2 separate regions of the Homo sapiens genome follow, and region 2 is linked to region 1. Evidence: chromatin loops called from intact Hi-C (ENCODE). Cell type or tissue: adrenal gland. All regions are shown on one strand. Links, peaks and the distances in the headings refer to the core of each region. The heading gives the core; the rest is flanking DNA.

Region 1 (9,285 bases), core at 4,112-6,611:
GGCAGAAGTAGGGTGCTCACCTGTTGGCATGTCCAGGGCGGGGTGGTGGCAGATTCAGGCTGAAGTTCAGGCTGAGCCCTGGAGACCCAGGCAGAGTTGACCCTGCCTCCTGGGGACCAAGGAGCCTTCAGTGAACTGTCACCCCCTACTGCAGAGCCCAGGACGTGCAGACAACATGTTTTGAATGAATGGAGTGGAAGTCAGGTACAAATATGAGACAAGGGCCTGATGCTGTGTGTAATGCTGGGTCAGACCCGTGGGCAGGTGAGCAGTGCTTGCTTAGAGGGGACCTTGGGCCTGGTTTCCCTTGCTCTGTGGTCCTGCTTCTGAGCTGAGTAGCTGTGGACCTATCGTGGGGAGGAGGAACTCAGAATATGCCCAGCTCAGAGTCTGGGTCTTAGAAGAGAGAAACTGGGGGCGTGGTGCAAGCCCTGAGGGCATTCAGCTGTGTGGTCCAGGGGAAACCACCATAGCTTTGGGGGGTCAGACTGTGAGGCTCAGAACCAGGCAGCCGGCCCCGCCCGTGTGTTCTACTCCACACACGCCGTGTGAGTTGCTGTTCATGTGGTCCAGGGCACTGCCTCACCCTGAGCATTTCATCCACTGGACACTGGGTATTTCTCATCGCAGAGGAGCCTGCACAGGCTACAGAGCACGACCAGACTGAGAGCTCTGAGAGGGGCCCTGGAGGAAAGAATTTGCAGCATGATGTGCCCAGTCCTTAGACCCTCTGTCCCCAGGTGTGTGGCCTGCAGCATACCTGTGCATTCTGTGGGTCACCGATGTCTCCAAGAAGGGAGCATTTTCTCCGGAACCCAGCAAGGAGCAGCTGATGAAGGCCTGCTGACTGCTTTTGGCTTTGCGAGTGCTCTTGAAACCCGTGTACTCCCCAGGAGCTCTGGGCAGCTGCTTCGGCTGCAAGAAGCCTTCACTCACAGATATGGATGCGTCCCAGGGCACCTCACTCCTGCCTTTATTCTTCCAGCCACACGCCAGGGGTCCCCAGGCCACCTCCACTGAGATTAGGCAGTGTGTTTCTATCATGATTCACACATTAGCCATTGTGATATACAATTTTAGCCTTAGAAAAAAGTTGCAAGAATAGTACAAAGAAACGTTTGTACACTTCAACCAATTCATTAATTGTGAGCATTTTGTCTCATTTGCTTAATATCCTCTCTCTAGTATAATCTCTATGTATATATCTTTTCTTACATGTATATAGTATCATCTCTGTCCATGTACATATCTTTTCATATATATGTGTGTATATATGTGCATATACATAGATGTGTATGCAAATATATGTGTGTATGTATGTGTGTATGTGTGTATGTAAATATATGTGTGTGTGTATATATGTGCATATACATATGTGTGTGTAAATATATGTGTATGTATATGTGTGTTTATATGTGCGGATACATATGTGTATGTAAATATATGTATGTATATGTATGTTTGTATATATGTACACACACATAGATTTTAGGGCAAGAACTATTTAAAGAGGTTGTGGACATCAGGTTTCTTTTCCCAAGTGCTTTGGTGTGTATTGCTAGGAATAGTCATTCTCTTATATCACTGACATTGTTATATCCTACCCTTGAACCCATCATCCTTATTCAAATAGAATGCCCTTTGCAACCACGTTTTTTCCGGTTTAGGATCTTTTCTCAAATTCATGCTGTATTTGCCTTCATGATCTTGATGATACTGAGGGAAGGATTATTTTCATTTTCTTTAGTAAAGAAAGTGCAAAACTAGAACCAACAACATCAAAGTCGCTTTTATTGAAAGGCTTGGAATCCACATCGATGGATCCTTCCCATCGATCAGCAAAATCCAAAAACCTATCTGCTGGGTGGATCTCCGCATGTGGCTGACCTCCAGGGAGCAGGTGGGCACGGTGGCCTGTTTTCAGGTTTGCAGTGTATGAGGCGACACCATCTGGATACTGGCCTCCTCCGAGTCTGTCTGACCGAGAAGGCAGCCCCTGGTTCTCCAGTCTTGACTCTGGTTTCAGATGCTGCTCTTGGATTAAAAAGCAGATTTCTGGCCACGCTCTTTGATCACAAATTTAATTACAAAATTTGCTCTAACCCCAAAGGAATGAAAACTTACCAGCTAAATGAAAGCTGCAAGTTGCTAGATTTTGACTTGATCAGCCTGTCTTTCTGTAACCAAATAATCATTCTTTGTCCCGATGCGATGTTGGTCACCCTCAACATCAAAGCCCTTTTGTGGGACGCCTTTATCTCTCTGAGGGCCTGTGTGGTGCAGATAAGGGGAGTGAGAGGAGATGATGTGATCGCCCTTGGCCCTACTCTTATATCCGGAGCCAGCGGTGGGACTTAGACCGCAGCATCCTGACCTGACTTCCAGGCTCTGCTTCCAGCGGGAGAGCTTCTCCAGCAGGCTGAAGACACATGCAAAATTAAGATACACTTTCAGGCTGGCTTTTATGATAAAAACCCCAACTTAAAATTTTTTTCCATAAGTTACTGGGGGGCAGGTGGTATTTGGTTACAAGAGTAAGTTCTTTAGTGGTGCTTTGTAAGACTTCGGAGCATCCATCACCCATGCAGTATATACTGCACCATATTTGTAGTATTTTATCCCTCGCCCCCCTCCAACTCTTCCCCCTAAGTCCCCAAAGGCCATTGTATCATTCTTATGCCTTTGCGTCCTCATAGCTTAGCTCCCACGTATCAGTGAGAACATATGATCTTCGGTTTTCCATTCCTGAGTTACATTACATAGAATAATAGTCTCCAATCTCATCCAGGTCACTGCAAATGCTGTTAATTCATTTCTTTTTATGGCTGCATAGTATTCCATCATTGTATTATGAAAATTTTCAAACACACAGAAAAGTGGAAACAATTGTAAAGTAGACACTCTAGGTTCTACAGTTAATATTTGCGGTACTTTATCACACATCTACCCACCCGTTTATCTCTCATCCATCAACCCTTGGCATCTTGTGTTTAATGCATTTCAAAGTAACTTGCGGACCTCCATTTGTTTCCCTAAATATTTCACCTGGCGTATCATTAATTAGAGCTTCATATTTGTTTACAGTCCTTTTTTGAGGTAAGATTTAGATACAGTGTTATGTGCAAATGCTAAGTGTACATTCATTGAGTTCCAACAAGTGCATAAACTTCTTTCAAGGCTTAGAACATCCCCAGAACCCTAGAAGTTTCTCTAATGCCCTTTCCAAGCAATACCCCCTTCAATCTTCAGAAGCAAGCACTGCTCTTATTTTTTCTTCACCACAGATTTGTTTTGCCTGTTCTAGAACTTTATAGAAATGAAGTCATGTCGTATGTAGTCAGTTCTGTCTGGCTCCTTCCGTTCAGTGTGTTTTGTGCTATATTCATGTCATTTGTGACGTGCTGAGGATTCATTTCTTTTTGTTAGTGAGTAGTATTCCATTTTAAGAAGATATAATTTGTTTTTACATTCTCCTCTTAATGGGCTGTTTCTGGGTTTTGGCTATGATTCATAAAACTGGTGTGAACAAATATTTTTGTGGACATAAATTTTCCTTTATCTTGAGTAAATATCGGATTGAAATGGTTGGGTCTGGGGTAGGTGTATTTTCGGTTTTATAAGAGACTTCCAGGCCCTTTTCCAGATGGTTGCACCACTTTACATCCACCAGCAATGCTTGTGCGTTCCAGTTGCTCCACAGCAGCACCACTAAAGTCTTTTTAAAATGTTAGCGATTCCCGAGTGCAGCATGTATAACCTTCCAAAAAATTCAACATCATCTTCCGCTGTGTTTCCATCCATCTGAAGCCTGTTAGAATTTATCCAAATCCAAATCAGTAAACCCAGAGTCAGTTCTCCAAAAATTGTGTGGAAAATCTAAAATTTATCTTTACTACTGCTGGCTGCCCCCTCTTGGCACTTCTGTGCTCTTAGGCACCAGGAATTTGGTAACCTGGTTTCTCATCTCTTCCATTGTTTTGTTTTGTTGGAGAGAGAGTCTCACTCTGTCACCCAGGCTGGAGTGCAGTGGTGCCATCATAGCTCACTGCAGCCTCAACCTCCTGGGCTCAGGTGATCCGTCCACCTCAGCTTCTCAAGTAGCTGGGACTTCAGGTGCACGCCACCGCACTCAACTAATTAATTTTTTTTTTTTTTTTGTATTTTTTTCTACAGATGAGGTTTCATCATGTTCCCCAGGCTGGTCTCATACTCCTGAGTTCAAGCAATCCACCTGCCTTGGCCACCCAAAGTGCTGGGATTACAGGTGTGAGCTACTGCGTCTAGCCCTCTTCCATCGTTTTCAAGGAGGGATCAGGGGTCAGCTGTTCGCAACTTGGTACGAATGAGTTTGTCATTGGATCACCTCCCTTGGGAGGAAGTCTTGCCCTGGGGATGTAGGAACAAGAACTAACATGCTCAGTGCCTCCTAACAGCCCCACTTTACCTAGTGTGTCAATTCCCCACAGACAAGTAAACTGAGGCCCAGGAAGCATCGTTGCCTGAGGTTGCCGAGTTGATAAGCAAAGGTCTCAGTCCCTGTGGACTCAGAGCCTGGGCTTCTCCCCTGGGACCCTGCAGCTCCACCGGCAGTTATTCCAATTCTTCCTCAGGTGTTGGAGGCTTGTATGGAAACTCCTTGCTTCTGTCTCTCGCTCAGCCCTTAGAAAACCTCCAAGAGATGGCCACTCCTGCCTGTGGTGCAGAGAACGCCCAGGCAGAAGACCCTTGGAGGCTCAGACAGAGAACTCACTGCACTTTCAGTCATCCTGGGCTGGCTCCCCGGCCCCTCTCACGTTCTTTATGGATTTGACCCAAAGTCTTCCAGATGGATGGAGCTGTGGGCACTGAGTCTGGGAATGTCTCAGCCCACCTTGGCTCCCTTCTCCAGCAGGAGTGGAGGTGTGTGATGTCAAACAGGCCCAGCCTCTCTCTCAGACCCGGTTCTGGGCCCACACAGCCCCTTCTTCCTGAAAGCAGAGGTGGCAGTAAGAGGATGGCTTTGGCCTTTGAATGTTCTCAAGCGATCCAAGTTCAGAGTATACTGTTGCTGTCCTCTGTCCCTGAAGCTTCTCTCCTACTCCTTGGACAAACTCACTTCTCCCCTCAGGGACTTCTCTCATGTAGCAGAGTGTACACCTGCTGCCCCAGCAAGGCCTTCACAATGATCCAAGCCTGGCCTGTTGCTCCAGCTTCTGGAACCTCCCATGGCCTTCGGTCTACTTGAATGCTCCTGAGGCCAGGTAGCTCATCACTGCCGGAGGACCTGTTGCCACTCACTTCTAGCCACAAGAAATGTCTGCCTGTCCTGAGCAAAACCCACCTTGGAGGAACTTCTTTACTCCCTTGTTGAATTTTTGGCTCTACCAAATAAACATGAATTGCTTCCCTGTGAAAGACCTCCAAACACTTTCCTCTGCCTGTGTGTTGTTCATCAGTGGTGTAGCCGAATCCAGGGCGAGGAGGACCTGCATTTTAGCTGGTGTTAACCAGAGTGGAGGGAGGATTAGGAGTGGCCTTTGGGTGGACAGGAGGTATGACAGGCTGCAGATGGTGGAGCAAGCCTTGCTGTGCCCCCGACCCAGCTCGACATGCACACGTGGGTGGTTCTGGCTCCCTGGGTGGGAAGAATGGTGGGGTGGGTGGGCATTGTGAGCCTGGCAACCAGACCCCACGGAATAGCAGGGAGGAGGAGGAAGGAGGACGCCCTCCAAGAAACAGTGGAGTGAAACCTTAGTGCCTACTTCACAGCCCATCTGGGGTCTCTCCCTGCTTGCTTCTGGGCAGAGGGTGTCCATTATACCACAAGCACAACCTTGAAATGTGCTGGAGCAGGAAGTCGCGCAGGACCTCATTCCCCAGGACTTTCCATACATGAGGAATGCAGGGCTGAGCAGGTGAGATGCGGCGGTGGGAGGCATGCCGCCTGCTCCCTCTCCTGATTCACTGGGGTTTTGGGCTGCAGGCAGTCAGAAGGTCTCATTTTGGGGGGTTCTCAGCAATAGATGGGGATACAGTAGGAGGGCAAAGTCACAGAAATTCTCTGCCGGAACTCCAAGACGCAGGGGCTGGGAACCGTCTGCAGGACCCAGACCCAGAGTTGGACCAGGATTAAAGGTGGTGGGGGGTGTGGGGTGCCGAATGTGAAGAACAGAACGGAAGTGCAGGAAGACAGCCCGACCTCCAGGAGACACCATCACTCTCGGTGTTTCCCTCCCTGTGTTTCTTTCTTCCAAGAAAGGGTATTTCCAAGAGGACAGATTGGTTGACCAAAAGGCCATTTTATTTCTACTTTATAAAAATAGATGAAAGGAGACTTGAAATTATTTTGCCTCTTACATCACTGGGTTTGGGTTCTGGAAGTCCCTGGAGGGTGCGCCTGTAGCCCAGACTTCACAGGTAGACATGGAGGTCATGCAGGTCACATGGCTGGTTGACACCTGTAAAGCTATGATGGCCAAGCAGAACTTTGCCGGGTATCTCTGGTCCTATTCCCTCCCCCGGGTCATCTGCCTCCCTCCTGGAATTGATTGATTAAGTGCTGTCCCTCCATTTCGTCTAATAGACCACGGGAAGGATAGGCCAAACAAGAAGGGCCTACTTCAACTTACAAGTCAAGTCACGGTTTCAGAACACCTTATCTCCAACCTCTGTCCTCACCACAAGCCAGCCCGACAATGTCCTCATCCGATTTTCTCAAAAGAGTTTGGGCGATCTTGAGGGCAAATCCCATTAAATATCTGTACCCAGTCTAGCATCCAGAGTTGTCAGCGTTCGTGAGCAAACAGATCTCAGAGGCATCAGTGTTCGTGAGCAAACAGATCTCAGAGGCGTCAGCATTCGTGAGCAAACAGATCTCATTCTTAGTGAGAGTGCTTCTCCTCTGGAAGCTCTTGAGGAGACACCCTCCTTACATCTTCCAGCTGCAGGTGTTACCGGCAAACCGTGGTGCGCCTTGGCTCACAGCCACATCTCTCCAACCTCTGCCTCCTCGGAGTCCTTTTCTGTCACTTAGAAGGACGCTGTCCCTGGATTCGGGGCAATGCTAGGGCAGGATGATCTCATCTCTGACCTTACATCTGCAACAGCCCTTTCCAAATAAGGTCCCATCCTAAGATTCTGGGTGGACATGAATTTTGAGGAGACACCATTCGAACATATCTTTGTATCTCTTCCTTCTCAGGGTGTGTCCTACCCCCTCACAGCTTATTCTTTTTCCCTTCAAACACTCTGTTGAGACCCTTACACGAGGCGGTTTCCCCAGACACCGCACAGATCTCTCCTCCCTAACGAGTTCCGCAGACTCTCTGGAAGTCTGGCTGGAAATGCTGCTCTCCCTTTTTCCTTCTGGGATGGAAAAACGCTCCCAATGGCTCCACCAGTCAGTCAGTGAGACGTTCCAAACCGGTCTTTCCACTTGGGCTTCCTCATCTGTTTATCTTTTATTTATACAAGCCTCAAACCACTGAACACTGCTTGGTAAACATTCCCTCATTTACTATGCAAATGTTAGCACGGGGGCCCACGCCCGCCCTTCCCCAGGAAAGCCACTGAGTGCTGAATGCGGATGGACTTTCTTCACATTCTTTGGGGTTTTCGGAAAGGGTATGTTTTTCCTAACGTCACTTCAAATGTATTTCTTAACAAAAACCTCCTAACCTTTGGAAAATGGAAAAGAAGTTACTCATCTGAAAGGAAACTCCAAGTTTTTAGGACCTCTACCAAACCCCTGAGTGACTGCGGTCACCTCGCCTGCCAGCATGCTAAGAAGGCATTGTCTTGCCACAGGGCTGGGTTTCTGCCAGCGATTTCTGCAACATGTTATGTCTGGGTTATGTATTTGAATTCCCGGCCAGGATTTTCTGGTGGGTCTCCCTACCCTCCATGAAAGAGTCCCTGTGCAGTGCCAGCCCTGCATCATGGTTCTTGCAACGACTGAGCATTCTGCACGCCTGGAAATGTGGAGCAGCCGGGAGGATGAATGGCCGTCAGCTTCTGAGTCCCTCCTCATCTTTACAGTGCAATAGTGAGAGTCTTTTTCTAGGTCAGTGGTTTGTAAAATGGCCAGCTTTAGAGGGAACCACCACCCTTCTAAGAATTGTAACTATATAATCACATGGCATTTAAATATATTACCAAGACCAAGGGCATCAGAGGGCATCAGTTTCTCAGCTGGGAGTGACTTCCTCACACTCCTGGATTCCCTTGGCAGGAGGCAGATGAAGAGAGCTGCTGAAAAAGTGACTTTCCTGGTTTGTGATCTCCACGGGAAAGAACATGCGACCCGTCTGAGCCTTGAATGTCGGAATGAAGTGTTTTGCTGCTGGTCACGGCTATTCTGGGAAGCACGGCTGTGGGTCTGTGAGACCATAGAAGAGGTCCTTAAAATAATATGCACGCCCGGGAGTTGGGAGCGATGAGCGGCTGTGGGGAGCCCTCTTCTGCCTGCTGCTTCCTGGTCCTACCCTAATGTGTATGTGGGCTGACCCCAGGCCATTCAACAAGCACTTATTGAGTACCTACTGTATGCCAGACATGGGCTGGGCCCCAGGAGGAAGTAGTCTTAGGTCCTGATTCCTCCTTTTGTTTTTGTTTTGTTTTGTTTTTGTTTTCGAGATAGGGCCTGGTTCTGCTGCCCAGGCTGGAGTGCAGTGACCTGAACAAGGCTCATTGTAGCTTAGACCTCCTGGGCCCAAGTGATCCTCCTGCCTCAGCCTCCCGCATAGCTGGGTCTACAGGCACACACCACCACGCCTGGCAAATTTTTTCTTTTGTATTGTTTTGTAGAGACAGGGGTCTCACTATGTTGCCCACGCTGATCTCAAGCTCTTGGTGTGAAGTGATCCTCCTGCCTCAGCCTCCTAAAGCACTGGGATTACAGGCGTGGGTCACCGCGCCAGGCCCTGACTCCTCCCTTTGTGCTGCCCATCACCTATCAGGGCAGGGGAGACCTTCACTCACATTGTCACAGAATAAAGGGACCAATGACCTCAGAGAAGCGACAGCGAAGTGCTGTTTTAGGTGTCGGGAAGTGGGATGGCAGTGGGCCGAGGACTGAAGGGCAGCAGGGAGGAATGAGAATTTGAATTGGCGCTGAGTGGGATGAGTGTTTGAATTGGCACTGATTGGAATGAGTATTTGGATTGGCGCTGAATGGGTCAATATTGGTTCTCCCCTTTTGGGTTGATGCTGATTTGTGGCCCTAGCGTCCCCCAGGCAGGGCCCCAATTGTGTTGCTTGAACTTGGCCTCTGACCCCAGGCTGACGTGGACCCTGGGTTTAGCTGCT
Region 2 (11,196 bases), core at 4,257-6,756, 96 kb before region 1:
ATGGCGCATCCCCGGCCCGCCTCGCCCCAACTTCCCCGGCAGCCCCGGGCCGGAACGGCGGACTCAGGACACGCGCTGGCTGCGGCCACAGCGCGCTGGGGGCGTGGAGGGGGCGCGGCGGGGTCGGAGCCCGGCGAGGAGCGTGGCCGGGGGCCTCTGGGCGGGCAAGCGGGGAGGAAACGCGCGGCGGCCGCGGCCCGGGCTGGGCGCAAGCCCCGCACACCTGCGGAACAGGGGCGCGAGCGGACCCCGCGGCCCGCGCTCCCGACTCGGCGTCTGGGAAGTTCCTGGGCCGCTGCGGGCCGCGCTTCCTCCTGCGCGCGCCGCCCCGGGCGTCCCGCCCGCGGCCCAGCGGTGGCCGGAGGAGGCTCTGGCCGCGGGGCGGGGCGGGGCGGGGGCGGTGCCCGAGGGAGGGGGCGCGGCCGGGCCTGCGGGGGCCGCAGTCCTCCCCCCTGCTCCCAACGCGGCGTGCCCCCGCCCCCCTAAAGGCCCGGCCTTCCCGGCCCCGCCACGTGCGCGCGTCGCCCGCCCCTCCGGCGCCTGCCCGCGGGCCGCGAGGTGACCCGGGCCTCCGGATTCATCAGCCCAACCCCGGCGGCTGCTGTGCGGCTGCTTGGCTTGGCTCGTGTGCGCGCTTGCACAAGTGCGTGTGTGTGCACATGTGTGAGTGTGCGTGTGCACAGCGCGCAGTCAGGGTGATTTCGAGGACTGCCATTTGCTCGCCAGCGAGACAGGATCCAGGCTCAGTCCTCGGAAAGTCCCTGGAAATCCGTGGCTGCCCCTGGAGCCAGGGGCTGGGCCTGCCTTAGGGGGCGTGCTTCTCAGAGGCAAGGAGGGGCTCAGCACCAGGCCCAGGCCCTGCCTTCTGTGTGGCTGTGTCATTCATTCAGTGTGCGGGTGGGGCGGGGGTGCATGTGGTGTGATGTGTGTGGCGCATGTGGTGTGATGTGTTGTGGGTGTGGTGTGTGGTGCACAGGATGGTGTGAGTGTGTATGTGTGGTGCATGGGTGTGGTGTGTGTGTAAGCGTGGTGCATGTGGTGTGGTATGTGTGTTGCGTGCCAGTGTGGTGCATGTGGTGTGTGTGATGTGTAAGCGTGGTGCATGTGGTGTGGTGCGTGTGTGGTGTGTCGGTGTGGTGCATGGGTGTGTGTACGTGTGATGTGTAAGTGCACAGCATGTGGTGTATGTGTGTGGTGTGTGGTGCACAGGATGGTGCGAGTGTGTATGGTGGTGCATGGGTGTGTATGTGTGATGTATAAGTGCAGTGTGTGTGGTGTGTGTGTGTGGTGTGTGTGTGTGATGTGTAAGCGTGGTGCATGTGGTGTGGTGCGTGTGTGGTGTCGGTGTGGTGCATGGGTGTGTGTACGTGTGATGTGTAAGTGCACAGCATGTGGTGTGTGTGTGTGGTGCATGTGGTGTGTGTGGTGTGTATGTGTGATGTGGTGTGGTGTATGTATGTGGTGTGTCAGTGTGGTGCGTGTGTGTGTGGTGCACAGGGTGATGTGAGCGTGTGTGTGTGGCACATGGGTGTGGTGTGGTGCTGTGTGTATATGTATTGTGTAAGTGCGTTGCATGTGGTGTGGTTTGTGTGTGTGGTGAACACGGTGGTGTGTGTATGTGTGGTACATGGATGTGGAGTGTGTGTATGTGTAATGTGTGAGTGCGGTGCATGTGGCGTGGTGTGTGGGTGGTGTGTCAGTGTGGTGCATGTGGTATGGTGTGTGTGTGTGTGGTGTGGTGTGTGGGACATGCCCCTGTGCCCTCCTCTTGCAGAGTGGACGCGGTCCTTAGGGAGTGCCATAGAAACATACTAGCCTGAGATTCTCCGGGGCCTAAAACAGGCCTAAACCATAAAAAAGTGATTCCCCTGTTATTTTCTGCAGCTGTATTAAGGGGACTTGACCTTGAAAGGAATTAGATAGACTGAGCATTTGGCCTTCTCTTCCCTAGCCAGGAGTCTGCTGCGGGGCCAGTGGATGGTCCATCAGAGGGGATTCTGGCCCTGAATCCGTGGGCCCGGATTTTCTTCAGGAAAGAGGAAGGAATGGCACAGCAGCTGGACGGAGAGCCTTTGTGGGGAACAGGATAGGACGCTGTCAGGGAGGTGAAATTAGACGGGGATTGCCCAGGTGAGCTGGGGATGGACCCTTGCGAGCCAGGTCTGTTATCAGAAAGTGGAAATAAGAATGAGACTATCCATCCTGGCTAACATGGTGAAACCCCGTCTCTATTAAAAACACACACACACACAAAACTCAGCCGGGCGTGATGGCGGTCGCCTATAGTCCCAGCTACTCGGGAGGCTGAGGCAGGAAAATGGAGTGAACCCGGGAGGCGGAGCTTGCAGTGAGCCGAGATCGCGCCACTGCACTCCAGCCTGGGCGACAGAGCGAGACTCCGTCTCAAAAAAAAAAAAAAAAATTAAGAATGAGACCATCAGCATCCTGCAAGTGACCCATGTGTTACACACGAGCGCTCCAGTCTGCCGCAGCCTCTTAAGGGTGGGGGGAACTGCTCTTCTTTTCTTCTATTCTGTGTTATTTTAGGCAGAAACAAAAGAAATCCCTTCTTATTTGGCAGAAAAGTCTAATTATGTTCTGACCTGTAGCTAGACCTATGCAGTCAGATAATTCGAGTCCTGCTGGTCCCCTTGCCAGAATAACCGGGGTGAGGAATCCGAGGGCCCAGTGTTCCCCGTGCCATGTGTGCACACAGGCCGCCTGCGGCTGTGTGGGCAGTGACGAGAGCCTGTCCTGTGTGACCGGTGGAACCCGTCTCATTCCTTCAGGTCTCAGGTGTGCTGGCCCATCCCACTTACTTATTTAGAGGCTTGTAACAAACTGTAAACTAACCAGCACCCCTAGTTTGGGATTTGTCACACTTCCATGTGACAAATTTTCTTTTCTTTCTTTCTTTAATTTCTTTCTGTATTTTGAGGCAGAGTCTCACTTTGTCACCTAGACTGGAGTGCAGTGGCACAATCTCGGCTCACTGCAACCTCCGCCTTCCAGGTTCAAGCAATTCTCCTGCCTCAGCCTCCCGAGTAACTGGGACTACAGGCGCCTGCCACCACGCCAGCTAATTTTTGTATTTTTAGTGGAGACGGGGTTTCACCATGTTGGCTAGGCTGGTCTTGAACTCCTGACCTCAGGTGATCTGCCCACCTCAGCCTCCCAAAGTGCTGGGATTACAGGTGTGAGCCACTGTGCCTAGCCCCGTTAAGTGTTTTCAAAGATAATGTCAACATGTAGATATTGGATTACTTACGTGTAGAAGCAAATCGAGGGAAAATAAGGAATGATGCAGGCTTGCAGGACAATGCAGTTGGCCAAAACACGAAATCGGAACAGAAACATCTTATAAATCTATGAAAAAGAGCAGGCTCCCTTTACACAAGCTCCCAGCCCTACACATCCACCAACTCCCAGTCCCCTTCTCCCACTGCAGAAGACACTGGAGGGCTGGGTTCTCCCAGAGCACAGGATTCTGCCTCACCCCCAGTGACATTTCCTGCTCCCGGCACCTCTCTCTCCACCACATCTCCCTTCCACCCAAGGAGTGAGACTGCAGCTCTGCCCGGGGAGGGCTTCTGTCTCCACCAAAACCTTCAAATGGGTCTCTGTCACTCTGCAGTGGTTGTTTGCTATTTTTAGCTGCTCATAAAGGGAAAGCACTGTGGCTGTGGCCCCTCCTGCATGCTCACCTTGAGCTCCCAGCTCCCAGCTGTTTAGGTCAAGCTAAGCCCGCTTCCCATCCATCTGCTGGGTCCACCAGAAACCTTGAACCAGGGCTGCCTTCGCTAGCATGGCAGGCCTCCAGGCGGGAAGGAGGAAGCCAAGTGTCTAAATTCTTCATAATGCTTTACAGTAGCTGGGTTTGAGGCCACAGTCAAGAGCCACTGTTCTATTTTTCACTTTAAAACATTTCTAAATGCTGGTGGTGGAGATGAGAATTGTCTGTTGGATGATCTCTGCTGAGTCACCCAGTCTTGGGTGCAGTGCCTCATCCCTGCCTCAAAGCTGTAAGTCTTTGAACGTCTTCCTCTCCCAAGCCCAGGAGGTTCTGGGATGCTGTGACATTTTTAGAAATTAATAGATATGTCTAGTGTCATGTATGTCATGTATCGCACGTCTATAAACAGTTATACTTTGTTATACTTTTGGGTTTTAAAAAATTCTTTTAGAAAAATGTGGGACTTTTGTTAAGTTTTCAATGTCATTCTTAAATTTCTAGAAGCAGGGAAAAGAAGAGCGTCCAAAATGTTTATAGTTTGTCTCTGAGTGAAAAGTTTCCCCTTCACCCTGAAGCAGTTCACATTATTAGTATTGCTTGAATTATCAAGTTGTGCCCCAATATTGTGAGACCAGCACCTTGGGGGCCCCGGGGAGCTGTGATGGTCACTTCACAGGCCCTACCAGGGACCTCTAGCAAGTGGAAATACACAGCTTCCCCCCAGCAGCACTTGGGGGCAGACGTTTCGAGAATTCCCTCTTAGCAAAATGCTTTTAGCACTTGGCTCAGTGCCCTCGGCAGCTGCTGTGGGAAGCGAGATTTCTGGAGACCAGAGAGGCTGTGGAGACATTTGACCCAATCTCCTTGGCTCCATCTCACTGGCTTAGTCATTTCCACCACCTGGAGGCTGGAATGTGCTTCGAGTCTATTTCCTGTACTGCTCACAGGGTCAATACCGGAGCCGGCGGACCCAACCAAAGGTCACCCGTGGCCAGAGCCTGGCCCGGCGCCAGACAGGGCTTTCCCCCCGAAGAGGGGCCGTGAGTTCTTCTAGTAATCATTTGCATGACTTATGGAGATGCTGTTCATGATGCCTTCCCCAGGAGGAAAGCAGCAATGCTGAGTAACTGCACTAACTCCCCAGGTGAGCCTCAGATGCCGCGTGAACAGTCTCTGAGAGTGAAGACCAGACTGCACGTCTGCCGTCCCTCCCAGGACCGACTGATGGAAATGGTAGTGCCATCGGCTGAGCCCCTGCCACCCTCTTGCTCCCTCCCGGGTCCCCACAGATGCACCAGGCACCCTAAGTCACCTTACGGGCGTTCAGAAAGTCATGGCTGTGTGTACCGAGCATTTCCCACCATCAGATACCACCTGGGTACTCAACTTCATGGACTCGCTTCATTTTCACAGCAACACGCAAACGAGAGCATCGCCCCATTTTAAAAATAAGGAAACTGAGTTCAGAGAAGCTCAGTAACTATCCAAGGCCACCCAGCAAGAAAGTGGCTGAGGCAGGGTTTGACCCCAGGGGCCGTGTTCTCTCCATCTCCTTTCATAAAGGTCAAGGCAAACAAATTCTCCAAAAAGAGAAAAATGTTAAAAGCTGGAAATAGAGGCCCCATTGCTAACATTCATGTGCAAAGATCTGCCTGAAGAATTGTCTTTTGTGTTCTGAAGTCCAGGAGACATGGCCTCTCAAACCCAGAGGGGAAGTTCACTCCCGGAGCTTCTGTGAAGTCCCAAGTCCTTTCTGGGAAAGACGAGAGATGAATCCAGCCCTAGCATTTGCCGTGATCAGTGTCTCTGCACAGGCGCCCACCTAGGAGAGCCTCCCAGGGTGTCCACCACCCACCCTAACAGTGAACAGCAGATACGCTGCTCCTTCAAATCCCACCCTGGTGGCGGCTCCTCAGGGACCCTGAGTCACGCCATGATGCTGGGAGGCGGCCGGGCAGCGTCAGAGGCAGGGCCTGCCAGCCTGCTGCAGGCCAGCCAGGCCTGCCAAGAGTCTGCCCCGGGCAACCCCGATGATGCATCCTGCGAGTCTGTGCCCATGCCGGGCAGACGAAGGAATGTGGCCCAGATGGCTGCCCTGCCTCTGCCAGGTGGCTTGGTTAAGCCTCCCTTGGGAATGCCCAGGAGCAAGGTGACTTGACATTTTTGCCTGTACCCAAGGCTGGGACCAATTTTATGAATGAAAATATTTAACTTCGATTCTTTTTTTGTAGAGGCGGGGTCTCACTGTGTTGCCCAGGCTGGTCTTGAACTCCTGGGCTCAAGTGATCCTCCATCCCCCATTTTTTTTTTTTTCTTGAGACGGAGTCTCACTCTGTCGCCAGGCCAGAATGCAGTGGTGCAATCTCGGCTCACTGCAATCTCCACCTCCCAAGTTCAAGCGATTCCCCTGCCTCAGCCTCCTGAGTAGCTGCAACTACAGGCACCCCCCACCACGCCCAGCTAATTTTTTGTATTTTAGTAGAGATGGGGTTTCACCATGTTGGCCAGGATGGTCTCGATCTCCTGACCTTGTGGTCTGCTCACCTCGGCCTCCCAAGGTGCTGGCATTACAGGTGTGAGCCACCGTGCCCGGCCTCCGCCCCCAATTTTTAAATATATTTCCAAGGAGGCCGTTGCATAAATTGTCTATTTTCTCCAACTCCAAAGAATGCTGGTCCCACACCTATGCACTGATAACCAAAATCACACTGTTGCAGGAATTGACCTAGAGGAATTGACCTCATGATGTGTTCCTGGGCCGGGCCCCTGTAATCCCAGCACTTTGGAAGGAGGCCGAGGCAGGAGGATAGCTTGAGCTCAGGCATTCAAGACCAGCCTGGGTAACAAAGTGAGACTCCTTCTCTATTAAAAAAATAAAAATAAAAATTAGCCAGGCGTGGTGGCTTATGCCTGCGGTCCCAGCTACATAGGAGGCTGAGGCAGGAGGATCATTTGAGCCCAAGAGGTTGAGGCTGCAGTAAACCATGTTTGCACCACTGCACTCCAGCCTGGGCAACAGAGCAAAGACCTTGTCTTGAAAAAAATAAAAAAAGATGTGTTCATCATGTAGAAGTTGAGTTTGTAAGGATGTGTCAGGTGGCAGCAGGAGTCTGGAGAGAGGGTGCACGGAGGAAGAGAGAGATGACTTCGCTGGAATGAGATGACCCCTCCCCATGCTGAGACTCTCAATGAATGCCATGCACAGCCTCCAGCTAGGGGTGGCCACAGCGGGGCCTTGCTCGCCTTGCTCGCTGGGGACAGCCCCTAGGCTGCAGGACTAGAGTTGCTCCTAGCTTCTCAGAACCTGCGGGATCTGCTTCTGCAGCTCCAGTGATATGGCCGTTCCCAGCACTGACTCTGGAATAACACTTGATCTATAGGCGGCTCCACTAGAAAAGAGCCAAGCCCCGCAAGTCAGAGGGGTCTCCCCTTACCCAACACAGGACACAGGAAAGCTGCCCTTATTCCCTGCAGGACAAGGCACATTTCTTGTAATTAGTGCTTTGCCTGTCTTCTGGGCTACAGTTTTCCTTTCTACTATTGTTTTTATTGAGCACAGTGAGTAGAACCAACTAAATATCTGGAGGGATATTTAGTCTCTTTAAGAGTTAAAGGAAATCCCATTAAAGGGCTTTTAAAAACAATCCAGGAGCATGCATTTATCTACACATAACTAAGTACTAATTACAAATAATTATTATATATTCCAGTGGTTACCCCAAATAGTGCAATAAAGACGAAGGGAATAATTTTCCTGCTCCAGGAAATACTCATGCTTCTGTTTGCCTAGTACTTTGTAAGAAATCCTATAACAAGTAAGAGGCAGGAATTATCACCCCCATCGTGGGAATGAGGGGTGGAAGCTTAGAGACGCTGAGCAACTTGCCAGGGGCAACAACAACGTGGTTGGGGTTAGGGTTAAGAGGCGGAGCTAGACCTGGACTCCAGGTGTTTGCTGCGTGATCTCCCATGTTGCACCAAGCAGCGAGTCTATACGACACCCCCATGGAATTAGAGAAGAGCAGCTCATTGACACAGATTTATTGCAATGCGTCATTTCCCCCGATTTCGATGGATCATCATCTCCTCTAGCTACTCAGAGCAGGGAGCTGGGACTGAACTATAGTACGTGAAGTCATTGTGTATATTCTCTTAGTGTGTCATTTCCCCGCGGAGTCACCTTCCAGAAGCTCTGCCAGCTCCAGCTCATGGGGCCCGAGGGAGGGATGGACCCTGCAGAGTGGGCGGTCACCACTATCGGGGCATCCATGCTGCCTGCCAGTCCAGCCCCTTCCCCAGCTTGTTCTCCTGTCCAGTCGGCTAAAGGGGCAACGAAGAGGAAGCCAGAGACTCTCAGGAAGGAAGCAGCCCCAGCTCCTCCTCCGGGCTCTCCTTTTGTTAGTATTATGGCAAAAACCACAATTACATTTGCACCGACCTAGTAGAAGCCCCAGGTGACAGGGAGAGGGGCACTGGTGGGTCCCAGTGGGAGAGAAAACAGCCTCACAAGCCCTTCTCTTTCAGTCTGTGAAGCGCATCACGGCCTCCCTCGCAGGTGGGTGAGGCGTGGCTGTCCTCATGATCCTCACAACTGTTGTTTGAACCAGGTACCTCTGTGTCCAGCAAAGGGGTGGGGACTGTCCCCATCTCAGGGCGCTGCATAGACTCACAAAAGCAGCCTTCAAAAGGCATGGCTGGGCTTGATTTTAAAAGGAGTCTCAAGTCTCTCCCCGAAAAAAAAAAAAAAAACAGGAAAAGGGTGGCCAGGTTAAGCCCGCTGGGTCCCTGGTGTTCTGAAGCAGGGCAGGCTTGGTGGCCTTCTGTCACTGAGAAGCAGGGGGTCTGTAGAAAGGAAAATCACAGAAAAAGAAAACTGTAGGCCAGAACACAGGCTGTTGCTGAGCCGCTGGACGCTAGCCCCACACATTGAACAGTGCCCTTCAAAAGGGAACTGGAGAAAGAATGTTCCAGGATTAAAAGGTGAAGTCAGGGAAGCTGCACAACCTCATAAATCCATGCAAACATTCCTAAAAAAAGAAGGTGTCTTAGTTCAGGCCACTAGAACAAAATAACATCCCGGGTGGCTTGTAAACAACATTTATTTTTCACCAGGCTGGAAGTCTGAGATCAGGGTGCCAGAAGGGTCAGGTTCTGGTGACGGGTTGCTGACTGCCGCCTTCTGGTTGTTTCTTCACATGGTGCGAAGAGAGGGAGGGAGCTCTCTGGGGTCTCTTTTGCAAGGGCACTAATCCTATTCACGGGGGCTCAACCCTATGACCTCAGTGTCACTTCCCAGAGGCTCCATCTCCTAATACCATCACACTGGAGGTAAGGACTTCAACATGTGGATTTTGGGGGAACATGAAGGGTCAACATGTGAATTTTGGGGGAACAGGAAGGGTCCTTCCTCTGCAGGGGATGTCAGGGTGGGAACGCTCAGGGAACCTGGCAGAGGACCCTCTGTGGGGCAAGATCCTTAGTCGGTGCCCAGAGACTCCTTGGCTAGGCTGCTCCAAGGAACGCAGGTTCCAGGGCAAGTCCGCAGAAATAGCGAGGAACCGGGTTAAAGCACCCAGAATCTCAGCCAGTGCAATGGACGCTGGGCTGTCCAATAAATGATTGACCAAAGATCCTTTAAAGGGAATTGAAAAGATGAAAAAGAAATTAGATACTGCCACATTTTTATTTTAGCCCTCATCAAAATGCCAAGGCGGGCAGATCACGAGGTCATGAGTTCGAGACCAGCCTGGCCAACATGGTGAAACCCCGTCTCTACTAAAAATACAAAAATTAGCTAGGCGTGGTGGCACATGCCTGTAATCTCAGCTACTCGGGAGGCTGAGGCAGGAGAATCGCTTGAACCTGGGAGGCAGAGGTTGCAGTAAGCCGAGTTTACCCCACTGCACTCCAGCCTGGGCAACAGAGCGAGACTCCGTCTCAAAACCAAAAAAAAAAAAAAATGCTATGAGGTGGATGAAACAGATGTTATTATCACTGTTTTGCAGGTGAGGAATCCGAAGTCCTCATCAAGGACCCTCCACTTATTACAAATTCAGCTGGGACTGAAGCGGTGTGTCCGCAGCTTGGACACCAAACAGGCGACCCCTTTACTAGCTGAGAATACGCCTCTGTGAAGACAAGTGACTGCAAAGCAGCGAAGCCTCAGTCCTGAGAGCATTTTTCTAAGACATCAGTTCCATCAGATATGTCTTTGGGAATCATTTCATACTCAGCCAAGTGTTAGAAAGGGCTGGTTGGCATTATTTGCTCCAATAATAAATCCATGTGCGCTAATGTTCGTCAATGCTGCTCTGCAGGGAGAAGTCAAAGCACGCAAGCCAGGCCTCCATGGGGAGGCCCGAGATGACTGGAGGGTTTGTGCCTAAGCATTTGTTCAGATGCAATAATCCACTACTCTTGGGGAGAAAATGATCCTTTTTTAAAAATTATTTTGTCTTTTTAAAAAACTGATCTAACAAATTTTGCAGAATTGAAGGAGCAACTGAAGCAAAGTTTTCTTGTTGATAGAGGTGTGTCCGGTGTGCAGATGTGTCCTTTGGAGACTGGGTCGACATGTCGCCATGGCACTGTGCCTGCTCCAGTCCCTGGCCAGCCCTCCATCTGTCAGCGACAGCACACGAGGTCCTCCTGGACAGAGAGTATCCAGTACTATGGACACTGTGGACACAGAAAATGCTTCCTTCCTCTCTAAATCTCCCCAGGAGGGCTCCCTGGTGAGGCCCAAGGGAGGTGATCCAGACAGCCATCTCCTCACCAGAGCTTCTCCTCCCCCCTCAAACGATGGAGAGAAAACATGGAGATGCTTCTTGCCGGCAGGTTTATAAGATTCAAAGCTTCTGGTGAGAAGCAGAGACAAGGTAGTATCCTTCTGTGTTGGGGAGAGCTGGCCACTGCTGATGCCATAGCTGAGAGTCCCCTGCAGAAGCTGTCCCAGGAGGCCACAGGAGGGGTTGTCCTGGTGCATGCCGACGGTAGCAGAGCTGCTACTCCTGCCGGTCCGTCCCTGGTGTTTAATGAGCCCGTCCTGAGATGAAGGAGGGAAAGTGGGGGCAGGCAAAAGAGAGAATGTCCATTGTGCCAGGAGGCATCCCCGCCTTCCTCCTGTAGCTCTGGGACCAGCTGCAAGAAGGCAAAGTATCATACCAGCCTTTTGAGAGGGGAGGCTCAGAAGCCCATCAGCAGACGAATGAGCAGACAGAATGCGGTCTATCCGTGTGATGGAACATTATTCAGCCGTAAAAAGGAATGAAGCACTGACCCAGGCTACAACACGGTGAACCCTGAAAACGTGATGCTGCGTGAAAGAAGCCACTCACAAATGCCACACGTTGCGTGATTCAAACGCCACACATTGCATGATTCAAACGCCACACATTGCATGATTCAAACGCCACACATTGCATGATTCCATTTACATGAAATGCCCAGAATAGGTGAGTGAC

The links. Peaks named below come from ENCODE experiments on the same cell type or tissue, not always from the same donor. Only the 100,000 strongest peaks of a DNase experiment are listed, where the experiment ranks them.
Region 2: a loop joins it to region 1, with 1.9 times the contacts of the local background. A loop is called at or near these places in 6 of 110 quality-filtered maps.

What each region holds. Positions count from the first base shown.
Region 1 is chr21:42,049,726-42,059,010 of GRCh38, forward strand. It overlaps LOC107985502 (a long non-coding RNA gene), which reads left to right. Exons shown (of 2, transcript XR_001755063.3): 2 at 4,174-5,404. Among named protein-coding and RNA genes, the nearest start is that of UMODL1, 17 kb to the right of the region's middle. In adrenal gland, for the core only: no CTCF peak of the experiment used is centred there; no DNase peak of the experiment used is centred there.
Region 2 is chr21:41,953,647-41,964,842 of GRCh38, forward strand. It overlaps C2CD2 (C2 calcium dependent domain containing 2), which reads right to left and starts at 372. Exons shown (of 14, transcript NM_015500.2): 1 at 1-372. The coding sequence starts at 2. RefSeq lists enhancers at 1-118, 2,474-2,553, 5,230-6,197 and a silencer at 1-664. In adrenal gland, for the core only: CTCF peaks have their summits at 4,674 (motif pointing left) and 5,575; DNase peaks (open chromatin) are centred at 4,526, 4,743 and 5,652; H3K27ac peaks cover 1,992 bases.